2 separate regions of the Homo sapiens genome follow, and region 2 is linked to region 1. A link is a contact called in ENCODE POLR2A ChIA-PET data. All regions are on one chromosome and are shown on one strand. Each heading gives the region's core, a stretch centred on a gene start or an enhancer-like site at or near the end of the contact. The rest is flanking DNA. Distances are from core to core; before and after follow the strand shown.

The links. ChIA-PET counts read pairs that join two places held with the same protein, here RNA polymerase II (POLR2A).
Region 2: POLR2A ChIA-PET joins it to region 1 with 16 read pairs in activated naive CD4-positive, alpha-beta T cell. The contact joins the promoter of NR3C2 here to the promoter of AASDH in region 1. POLR2A ChIA-PET finds 5 or more read pairs at or near these places in 2 of 52 experiments (activated naive CD4-positive, alpha-beta T cell and naive thymus-derived CD4-positive, alpha-beta T cell).

The regions. Positions count from the first base shown.
Region 1 is chr4:56,384,873-56,390,783 of GRCh38, reverse strand. AASDH (aminoadipate-semialdehyde dehydrogenase) reads left to right here and starts at 3,293. Exons shown (of 15, transcript NM_181806.4): 1 at 3,293-3,422. RefSeq lists enhancers at 2,949-2,998, 2,861-3,367, 3,029-3,398, 3,368-3,875.
Region 2 is chr4:148,439,478-148,445,388 of GRCh38, reverse strand. NR3C2 (nuclear receptor subfamily 3 group C member 2) reads left to right here and starts at 2,975. Exons shown (of 9, transcript NM_000901.5): 1 at 2,975-3,229. RefSeq lists silencers at 542-591, 2,778-3,067 and an enhancer at 752-841.

The DNA of each region.
Region 1 (5,911 bases), core at 2,044-4,543:
TGATATGTGGTACAACAGCACATAACAGGAGGACCTAACCTTGTTTCAGGTAGGGTCAAGGATTTTCCAAATTATTTTTGAACTTTTTAAGGAAACAATGACATTGACAACTGAGAGATAAGCCTTAAAATAAGTAGAGTGTGCCAGTCAAGGTACAAAATATCAGCAGGGTACAGGGTGGGCATTTGATATTTCCCTGCAACTGGAACAGTGTAAGTGGATGGAGCTGAGTAAAAAAAAAAATAGTTTGGGAAACAAGCGCCTAAGACATGAATCCCTGCTATAAGGGTGCTATTTAGTATAGGAGGTCAGATTTGGAAATAATGCAGCAACAGTAACAACTGATGCTGTAAGAAATATATGTCGCTGTCTGGGAAGGGTCTGGTATTGAAACCTATTTTAAAGTTAGTAAGATAGCCTGTTAACTGTTTTATGGCAGTAAACTTGGATTCCTGGGTGACAAAGAACTTTGTAATTTATGGCAAAAGCAGAAGCCAGAACTTCATGTTTATGCATTTTCCATGTCCCCCAAGTCCCACCAGGATGGTGAAGATGGGCTTCCATGGATGTCTGCACATGCAGTCAGTGGGTTACATTATAGGAGAGGAATACTGAGTTTGGGGGATTCCATACTTTTGTAGTTAAGTGGAAGCAAGCCTACTCTTTGGGAAGAATACTTCAGCTATGAAACTGATCATCCCAAACAACCCTGAAAAATGATCTAGGTAAAGAGCAGTTAGGACCTTACATTCTTGGCAAACCCAGAATTTGCAGGTCCCATGACAAATGACCCCTCCCAAGAGTATGATGGGTTCGTGGGATGGAGTTTGGAGGAGTCTGGATAAATTATTCTTTAGGGCTTGAAGAAAGGCATCACTGAGGAAGTCATGTTTAAGCTGTATTTTCATCAAGCAGGCATGGAGAAAGAAGGGTATTTCAGCCTGAGCCCAGCCAAAACAGGTGTGGAAACATGATAAGGACTTTGTATTCTCAGAACTCTTACTAGCCTTTCATTATGACTAGAGTTTACAGTATCAGGTGTGGGGAATGTGGAAGATGGGTGGGGGAGCAGTGGCCTGCTGTGAGATATCAGGTTGGAAAGAAAATGAACTCTCTTGTTTACCTTGCTGAAGAGTCTGAATGTTATGCAGGCAACGAGGGATCATTGAAGCTTCTTATTCTCATAGAAGAATGCTATGACTGATCTGGTATATGTTTTAGAATGATCACCTTGGATTATCAGGTAAAAATGCTGTCTTAAACATAGTGTTCTACATTTGCTCCCTAAGACTCCCTGAAAATGACAGTAACAGGATTTTTAAAGTCATACACCCTTAAGGATTAAAGAAAAGGAATAATGGAAATGAAATTCTGGAATCAATAGCAAAGGGCTCAGTTGACTTGAAAAACCTGAATTCTAAACCCCCAGTGAGCAAAACCAACAAGCAATTCTATTTGTATCACAGAACCCCCTAAAAAACTAAGAAACTGGCTTCAGGAAGTAGAAGTGAAGAGGGTACCTAAAAGGACTGGAAGTTCATTTAGGAGAGTGTTATATCCTTTATGCCACCCCCGGCCCCCGCCTTATTCTGAAGCCTTTTTTTATTGCTCAGGAGTAAAACGGGGTCTCTGTAATGGAGGACATCAGGCACCTAAAACAAAGAGAATTAAGTGAAAATTGTACTAAATTCTGAGACATACCGCAGCCTCCATACCCCTCCTCTCCCACTTGATTTTCAACAAACGTCCCATGGGCTCAACAGCTTCCAATCAACTTTTAAATATACCCCCACTTACATATGAGCAGATAAGGACCACCAGACATCCTAGGAAAGCCTCTAATGTGAAAGATAGAGCACAAAATCAACAGAAGAAAAAAAAAGGAAACTTGAGGGAAATAGATACTGCAAGGGAAGAAAAACTTTAAAAAAGGTATCATTAATATCAGAGAGTTGGATGATGATACTGGAATAATAAAACATCATTTTGGCAGCAATTCAGAGTCAATCAGAGGCAAACAAAACTGAAAACGTTTTAGGAAAAAGCTGACCAAGAAGACCTGAACTAAAGTAGCAGTAATGGCGATGAACATGACACTTAAAAAACGCAGGTTCTAGGCCCCTCACTAGAAAACTAGGGGATGAACCTCCGGGGATGGAGTCCAGGAATTTGGAATCTTCTAAAACATCACCACCGGCAATTCTGATGTAGCCAGCTGGGTGCTGGTCTCAAGACTGAGAACTAGAGGACATAGGGTCTAATCGGATGTAAGAGGTTAAGAAAGTGGGAAGGTTGATAACTGTCTGGCTGGGTGGATGATGGTGTCATCCCAACGTAGAAACATAGAAACATAGACAAGATACACTTTTGCCCACTTCCAACCTAAATACATAAATAAGGCTGTGTTAGTTTGAGTAGTCCATGGTACATCTTGGAAAAGTATAGTTGGCATGTGGAGATATTTTTTGCTTAGATTAGAAGCACAGTTTCTTGTCACCAACAACTACGGCTGCGAGAGCGTCCTATGCTTTTTTCTCACGTACTGTTTTGATGCAGAGCTGTCTTCGCAGTCCCTCCCCCGGCTAAAACCCCCCAAACAAAAAAATCCCGATTATTCTGCCACCAGACAGTAGCTTTAAAACACCTCTGTTATTGCCCTTGACGCTTATTGTAATAATTGACATGTCTCCAACTGTAACAATTCCCTTGGAAACAGAAAGTTCTATTCAGGCATATAGTTTACAAAACTCCACCTCGGACCTGCTTTAATTTCTTTACAGGTCCTACTAAATGCTCCTGTCAAATTCCTTAGTTATCGTTTCAATCTGCTTCCCAATTAAAATGTCAGCATCATGATGACAGGAACGTCGTTTGCAGGCGTCACTGCTGCAGCCATATCTCCAGCACGTTTCCAGAAAATGTCATTGGTTGAAAGCAATAACTCTCCTATTTCACAATGATTTCATCTCTCTTCACATCAACCCTAGGTGATGTTTTTATTCTCACCTTATGAACGAGAATACTGCGGCTCAAAATTCAAGAGTCTTGCCCAGAGTTTTTTGGCAAGTACGAAAGGGTTATGGCTCCAAACTGGTTAGCTCCGAAGTCCTTGCAAACCCTGTCCGAGACCATGCGCGACCCCAAGGAGCGCCTGAGCAGATAACCAAAAGTGAAAAAGCCTATAGACCTCTTCACTCAAGTTAGCGCCTCGGCTTCAGGAGAGGCAGCGCCAGCTCCACGCAGCCGGCCCGGGGTCGCTCGCACTGACGTCACGTAGCGACGCGGAAGATTTACGTATGGTGCCTCGCTCTGGGATAGCTTTACGGCTTCTGGGAGCTGCTGCTTCGCTGTGAGAAGTATCCGCGACGAGCTATCCGGGAAAGGGCCGAATGCGATCAAACCTAATCCGCGAGACTTGCTAAGTGAGTCGCGGCAGGGCGCGGTGTCCGGCGGGGGTCTGTGTGAAGGAGGCGAAGTGCCGCTAGGCCTGAGCCTGCTTCCACATACATTTGCTCAGCTTCAGGACCACTGCCTGACCTCGGATTTGATACATCGGGGTCTGGCGTGCTGGTGTGGTGCAGACTAACCCTGACCTGTGTGTACACTCCTGCGTCACTAGCCTCCGCCCCTCCATTCAAATGGAAATAAGTGTGCTCCGCGCTCAGCTACCCCCTAGAGTGGTTTCGAAGAGCAATGAAGAAATGTTTAGGAAGCTGTAAATTGCATTGTTACTCGTTGCATACCGTAAATTTAGAAGCCGGGGAATTGGGAAAATAAAGTTTCTAGATTATTTATCCATTTTTAAAACAGCCAGTGGCCTAGAGAGAGGCCCCATAGCAATTGAATTTGCTGACACTCTTAAGATCTTTGTTGACTAAATAGCAGCTTCTACAGTTGTAGCAAGTAAATTTATTCCTTTTACATGTAAAATCTGCTTACCAGAGTTTGCTTTTTTTTTTCCTTTTTTTTTTTTTTTTTTTTTTTGAGACGGAGTCTCGCTCTGTCGCCCAGGCCGGACTGCGGACTGCAGTGGCGCAATCTCGGCTCACTGCAAGCTCCGCTTCCCGGGTTGACGCCATTCTCCTGCCTCAGCCTCCCGAGTAGCTGGGACTACAGGCGCCCGCCACCGCGCCCGGCTAATTTTTTGTATTTTTAGTAGAGACGGGGTTTCACCTTGTTAGCCAGGATGGTCTCGATCTCCTGACCTCATGATCCACCCGCCTCGGCCTCCCAAAGTGCTGGGATTACAGGCGTGAGCCACCGCGCCCGGCCTTTTTTTCCTTTTTAAGGTCTCAAACATTTGGGCATTAATAAGTTTAGTATTCTCTACTGCAGAGAATGTTATTTGTGATTCAATGAATGAAAATGAAAACCTGAGACAAGAAGAATGGATTTTACCTTAAATGTCTGTAGCAACCATTGGGAAAATGGAAAGAAACATCTTAATTATCGTATAGATGTGTAGGTACCCTTCTGCGCTACCTGTATGTTGCGAAATGAACTCATTCCTCATAATTTAAGCGCCTGCTGCAGAAAGCCTCCCTTATATTTACATAATGATCATTGTATGTCTGAGGAAAGCTTAAAATTGTATCTTGTGCATTAAAAAGAGCTAATATTTATAGAAATGCCTACTAAAAATAAATAATGTAAGTACTAAAGTTGCCTTATATGTTTAAACTGTATATTTAGAAATCACAGCATTTTCAAACTTATGGGTCTTGGCAGTTATTGGTTCATTTTACTCTCTTTAGGATTTCTTTTTCCTAATTGATGTTAATTAGTTGATATAAATGAAAATTTTGAGTCAGGAAATCAATTCAAATAGGTGTGAATAAATTAAAAAAAAAAAAAGAAAGAAAAGAAAACTTGACTCGGCCGGGCGCGGTGGCTCCGCCTGTAATCCTAACATTTTGGGAGGCCAAGGTAGGTGGATCACTTAGGTCAGGAGTTCAAAACCAACCTGGCCAACATGGAGAAACCCTGTGTCTACTTAAAAAAAAATAACAAAAACAAAAATTAGTTGGACATGGTAGCGCGCACTTGTAATCCCAGCTACTCGGGAGCTTGAGGTGGGAGAATCGCTTGAATCTGGGAGGCAGAGGTTGCAGTGAGCCGAGATCACGCCATTGCATTCCAGCCTGGGGAACAGAGCGAGACTGTCACAAAAACAAACAAAAACTTTACTGAAGCAGGCTACTTGGTAAGTCTTAATTGCTTTAAAATATGGAAAACAGAGTTCAGAGAGGGAAAAAAATAACTTTCACCTTTAAGGAAACACTGTGAATTTTTTTTACCGTTGATCCCGAGTGTTTCTTTCTTGAAATACTGTTTCGAATCTTTTAATATAATCTGCATTAAGAAACCCAGAGAACATTGCATTGATATACTGCTTTATTGAGTTGTAATATTATATTTTCAGTCTAAGTGAACTTATTGGCAATTTAAAAATAAACTATACAGTATGAAGAGTTTACTTCTTGACAATTATACAAGTATGACTTCTGTAAAATATTAATAGTATAGTAATAAACACTGTTTTTATATATAGTTGTCTAGAACTGAATGAATAGGAATAGGGTTTTTTGCTTTCTTCTGTCAAAGATTGATTTTGCTTTCATCTGAGTTTAGCTCCTACTGGAATTTAAAAGCAAAGTTTATTTACATTAGTCATTTTATTTTATCTTTATTTCATTTACTTATTTATTTTGAGATGGGGTCTTGCCCTGTCACCCAGGCTGGAGTGCAGTGGTGCCGTCTTGGCTCACTGCAACCTCTGCCTCCTGGGTTCAAGTGATTCGCCTGCCTCACCCTCCAGAGTAGCTGGGATTACAGGTGTATGCCACCTTGCCCGGCTAATTTTTGTATTTTTAGTAGAGACAGGGTTTCACCATGTTGGCCAGGCTGATCT
Region 2 (5,911 bases), core at 1,726-4,225, about 92 Mb before region 1:
CGGCGCCCCCCCACGGCGGGGGTGGGGCAGAGGCGCGGCGAGCCCGAGAGGGGCGGGGAGAGGAGCAGCCTGGCGGGGTGGGCAGCCGAGGAGCAGGAAAAGAAAACTTTTCCCTCCCGCCCCCCGCGCGAGGTCCCCAGCCCTCGCCTCCCCCCGCAGGTGGGAACTGCACCTGAAGCCGGGCGCGAGGTCAGGGCCGGACTTTGGAGGGCTGCGGGCAGGGCTGAAGGGGGTGCGTGCATTTGGGCTCAGTTTTCCTTTGGCCTCCAGGTTGTCAGTGGCCGTAGTGGGAGGGCGGCTGCCGGCGCCCCTGCCCGTTTCCCACCCGCGGGTGGCCGGACGCGGTGCCGCCTCCTCCCGCTCGTGAGGGCGTGACCCGGGGAGGGGGGCGCAGGCTCCCCCTGCGACCGCCCCCTCACACACGCGCTCGGCCGCCGGAGCTGTCACCGGCCACCCAGGGCCCGGGGAGGGGGCGCGGAGAGTGGCGCTGCGGAGCGGCGGGCGCGGGATCCTCCTGCCGGACTTCCCGGCTCCCAGGGACGCCGCTGTCAACGCCGAGCGGACGCGCAGCCCCGGGAGAGGGGCCCGCCAGAGGCCCGGCCGCCGCCGCTGGGGGCGGGCGGGTGCCCGCGTCCCCCTCTGCGCGATTTGGCGCCGCTGCCTCGCCGCCTCTTGTAGGGTAACAGCACTATTGCTCTACCCACCGTCAGCAGGGCGACTGCCACTGCCGGGATTATCATCCTCTCCATCCTCACCGCCGATCAGCCAATATTGGACTTGCTGGTGGCGGCGGCAGCAGCGGCGGCGGGAGTCTAGCCGTTCCCCTTCCCCCGCCCCAGCCTCCCCACCATGTCCTAGAAAAGGTGAGTGCAGCGACAGTCACTTTGCGCTGACAGCGGCGAGAGGGGGTCCGGAGAGCGCAGGGGCGGCCCCGGGCAAGGCAGGTTGCGCGCCCAGGGCAGAGGGCGCGGGTTGGCGAGCGGAGGTGGGATGCGGGCAGGAGACGAGTTGCCCGCTGGCGGCCCTGGGGCAAGGGTGCTGGGTGGCGGGCGAGTGATCGCGGCGGCTGCCCCTGCACGGTTCTAACCTAGATTTTGCAAGAAGCTGAGATCCAGGGCAAGACCGGCCCTCCTCAAAGGAGATAAAAACTTAGTAAAAGAGACACGTCCATTCCTTTAATAATGAATAATTCGGCAACGCTTGCGGAGCCGCCGCCGCCTCGCGTGCCCAGGCTCTAGGTCCGGGACTCCCCTTGCTCCCGCCCGCCGCCCGCGCTCTGCCGACGTGAGATCGATGCCCAGTTCGCTGGGCCGGGAGAGTGCGCGTGACGGTGGGCCCCGCGGGAAAGTTGGGACGCTCGGCGGGGACTCCTGGCTGCGGGGACGCCGGGGGCAGCTCCAAGCTGGGGACCGAGGGGCATTAGAGTCTGGGGTCAGGACCAGCTCGCGGCGCTGCCGCTGTCGCCCCTATCTCCAGGGAGTTCCTGACTGGAGCGGCTGAGAGTTCAAGTCTCAGCCCTGGGTTAGGGGTCCGGAATCCCGGAGCTTAACTAACTGTTAAGGAGAGGAGGGGCCTTTGGGCACAGGGTGTCCCCCGGTCCCCCGCCTCGGGCTTTGGCGGGCGCGAAGCGAGGGTGAGGCGGGAGGCCGCACAGCTGCCGCCGCCGGGCTGCGGGTCGCCGAGGGCCGGGGGACCAGATTTAGGTGTATACGTCACTGATGCTGACTCCGGGCCAGCGGGGAGCCTAAAACGGGGCCTTACATGAGAAGCCTAAAAGTCCTTAGAAATCAAAGTTAGGAACCCCATCCTTTTGCTTAGTAACTGCAGCATTTGGGTGGGCGGGAGGAGAATCGAGGAGGGGGCGGTTGGAGGGAAACCGAAATTTCTTCATGCAGACAACCGATCCTTAGAAAACAGTTTGGTTCCTTCCCCCCTCCTGTCTGTTTCTCCCACTTATGTGACCCACCCCCTCCACCCATTATAACGTGAATATCCTCGATGGTAAGCTTGCTTTCAAATTGAACTAGTGGAAAAATCCAATACTAAAGTAGTAAGTACAGTGACAAAATTATAAGGAAGTAGAGGAGCAGCTCTTGACCCTGCCACTTCTTTCATTTATCTTTCTCTCTCTCTCTTTTTTTTTTTTTTTTTTTTTTTTTTTTTTTTGGTGTTAGGGGTCTAAGGGATGGGAGGAAAGCTGTGTTTAAAGGGTTTTTCCAGCACGGTTAAAACAACTAAATTCAAATCGAGTGAACGTGATCGTCTTGCTCGCTGGCAGCGAAGGCTGCTGCTGCTCTGCTGAGAGGTAACTCTGGAGACAGTGGAAAGGGGCTGGGAGAGGAACCTCGAGGGTCGGGTGAAGCCCACCCAGAGTCCTCCCCGCGCGCGGACGCTGTTGGGCGGCGCCAGGGTCTGGGCTGCAGCTCACCTGGAGCTGCAGGTGGAGAGCGTGAGGGGACGACACTTTGCTCGCGGAAAAACCGACTTCTTCCGCGTCAGCACACTTTTCACATCTCTCCAGATATCCTGGGGTCGGTCAGAAGGAGAGCAGGGTGGACGTAAGCAAGTTTGGGGCGGCCGAGCGATGGGGGTGGGGGCAGCGTGCGGAGGCCGCCTGATGTAGCCACCGCCCGGCACCCCAAGCTCCCGCCGCGGCTGCGGCTTTAAGGAAGCTGCCGAGTCCAGGCTGTGTCGCAGCAACTTTGTATCAGTCATGTCGCCCGCCTGGTGACTGACAGCCTGGATTGTCCAATAAGAAGCCCGCCTGACCCGTGCGGCGTGGAGCCTTGCTTCTCTTCGGGCCAATAGGAAGGGTTCAGGGGGGCGGGATAGCAACCTGAACTTTATCTGGACATGTGACCCGCTTTTAAAAGGGCCAGCCCTCCAGCTGGCCCACTCCCCCTCCGGGCTTTCGCCCGCCCTCTCTCCCTCCCTTTTTTGCCCGCCCTGGCCCTGCCCCTGCCCCTGCCCCCTCCTCTCAGCCCCTCCGCGCCCGGGGTGTCATTGGGCCCGGGAGACGGGAGCCAACTTCAGGCTGCTCAGAGGAAGCCCGTGCAGTCAGTCACCTGGGTGCAAGAGCGTTGCTGCCTCGGGCTCTCCCGCTGCAGGGAGAGCGGCACTCGCTGGCCTGGATGTGGTTGGATTTAGGGGGGCTCCGCAGCAGGGGTTTCGTGGCGGTGGCAAGCGCTGCAACAGGTAGACGGCGAGAGACGGACCCCGGCCGAGGCAGGTGTGTAGGGGCGCGCGGCGGGGCACCGCTTGCCGTGCTCGGCGTGCGGCCGCGGCGCGGGAGCGTGCACTTTGCAGGGAGAAGTGGCTGCGTAATCCGGAGGCACAGTCAGTATGGTGCTGTGTGCTTGTTGTTTTGTTTTGGTTTTCCACTTTTCTCCCCCTTTGGCCGCCAGAGGACTATTTTGGGAAAGTTTGGCCACTTTGGATAAATGCCCTCTAACTAGCAGCTTTTAACTGCCTTTGGCAGTGGGAGGTCTACCACCCTTCCCTTTACCCAAAGATGAATTTCGGATCATTTTCCCTGTACAATTTTTAAAGGACGTTTGAATAATATTTCTTTCCTTTATCAATTGCGGACGCTCCCAAATCTCAGCCGGAGGTGTAGCGCATAAGGGCAGTTGAAGGAGATATAGATCCTAATAGATCCTGTATAAAAGGGGCTCTGGAAATTCGTGCATTTCCCGTTCGCTAGCATTCGCGAAACTCTTGAGACAGGCTACGCTTCCTATGGCATCAGTTGGAATTTTAAGGGCAAGGGAGAAGGGGACGAAGCTTCTTTTGGTGGCATCCTTACTCTGCTACTGAATTTTAGGTGCGTGGCTTTGCCTACTCAATTTAAAAAGACCAGGTTTAAATAATAATGGTTTATGGCACCATCAGTTTTAATTATTTATTATGACATAGGAGTTAGGAAAACTTTTGATAGCAGACGAGCTTTTGAAACCGCCGAATTTTAAAGGCACCAAATTGCTTCCTAACATTTTGTATTGCCATTTCTCTAGGTGCTGTTATTGATGATATTTACATAGTAATGATAACAGCATTCTCCATCTGTGAAGTCCTGCTGTGAAGTTTAAATTTTATGTTTGACATCGTGGCAGCTATCATGGAAAAGCTTGAGAGGAGAAGTTTTAAAAAATAATTTAAAGTGGAGCTTTTTCCTTTAAGGGAGGCATAGTTTTGTTTGGCGATTTTTGGAAAGATCAGGTGGCTCGGTAAATTAGGTGAGTGAATAGAAATCAGGTGTGCTCAGTTCTAACTGGTTCTCCCGCTCTCTCAGGTGACCTTGGGCAGATTTCTATCATTTACCTCATCTATAAAAGAGAGGAACATAATAGTTATGTAGTGGGGAATGACAAAAAATAGTTACATATAGTGAACTTTTACAACTATGCAGTCTATAGATGATTGTGAGATTCTTAAGCTTTAGTCTTTAAAGTGCCATCTTATAGTCAAATAAATATAAAAAAGATGCCTTTTCTATCATTTCCATCATGATGAGATTGGGTTTTGGGGGTTACTAAAAGTGAAAGTGTTTCCAGATAAAATACAAATTCGCAAGGATCTTTGTTAATATTCCCGAAAAAAGTACTTCTTTATGGAAAAGGGCAATTTAACACAGACTGTAAAACGTAAAACTTTAAGGTTTTCCTTTGTGAAAACAGCATTTCTTTTGTGTTTGAGAGCATATGTATGGCTTAAAGTAGCACCTCCACCAGTGCTTTTCCTTTAGTGAATTTTTTTTTGTGTTTTGGGGCGAGGCCCATTTGCATGAAAATTAAAAGTTCATAATGTTTTTTGCATTTGTCCTAAGAGAATCTTTGGTATGGTTTCCATTGTGAGGCAGGCAAGCCTGATTTTTGTTAGTTAGATTTGTATACCTCTATCTGCTTCATTTTATACTTTAGTAACATAAACTTTTTCTTTATCCTCTAGATATTAAGTTCTATGAGGATCATATTCATCGACTAGTATTTTCAGTATTCACTAGTTAGTACAGGTTGACTGAAATTCTGCTCAAGCCATGGTCATTGTGCCAGTTGCAAAAAGATAACCTCTGCTTCCTGGATGACATAGTAAATAAATTCCTAACTGGACCCATTTGTTTACAGAAAAGACTAATTAAAATACTAGGGAGACTCAAAATATTTCAATAATGCTATTTGAAAAATATCTGATCTTAAAAAAATGTTTGTGTAGAAGCCGTGCAGATGCTAGATGTCTTGTATTCTTTTGTGTTTGACTATTGCCAATCTGTATTGTTTCCTTTGTTGAGAGGTGCATTAGGTTGGTAGATGAGAATACCTTAAACAAAGTAATTTAGATTTCAGCAAAGCCTTTTGCAAATTCCTTAATGAGACTCCTGTCAATAATGTGGTGAAACACAGCCTATTTTATGTTATTAAGGGAGTTCAAGGTTAGCCAAACAGGACTTGGAAAGTTGTGATCAGCTGTATGATGTTAGCTGGTAAGGTGCTACCTTGTCCAGGGCTTTAAGACTGTCTTTGGTACCCATCATCTCCAGTATAGATTCTCTTCAGGTCTTCCGTAGCCTCACAAATGTGGGATATGGTTCTTGCTTTAGGGCAGAGTGCCGAAAAGTGCAGAATCTTAGTAGATGTTCTTTGAGAAAAAGGTGGAGTGGTCAAATTATTTGAGGAATGCTGGATTAAAAAGTAAACAGAATCTCCCAGAGGTTTTGATATGCAAATTTATATAGGGAAATTTCAAAAAAGCCAAGAGTGGACCGCCCTTCCCAAAAGACAATTTGGAGAATGGGTTTTGGAGAGGGGTCTGGGTGGGGGTCCCCTTCAGACACGGGACAGAGAGCCCTCTTGACTATGACCAGGAAGAGAATGAGGCTATGTGAGTGACGCAGAGTGTGCCAGTGAAGGCCTTC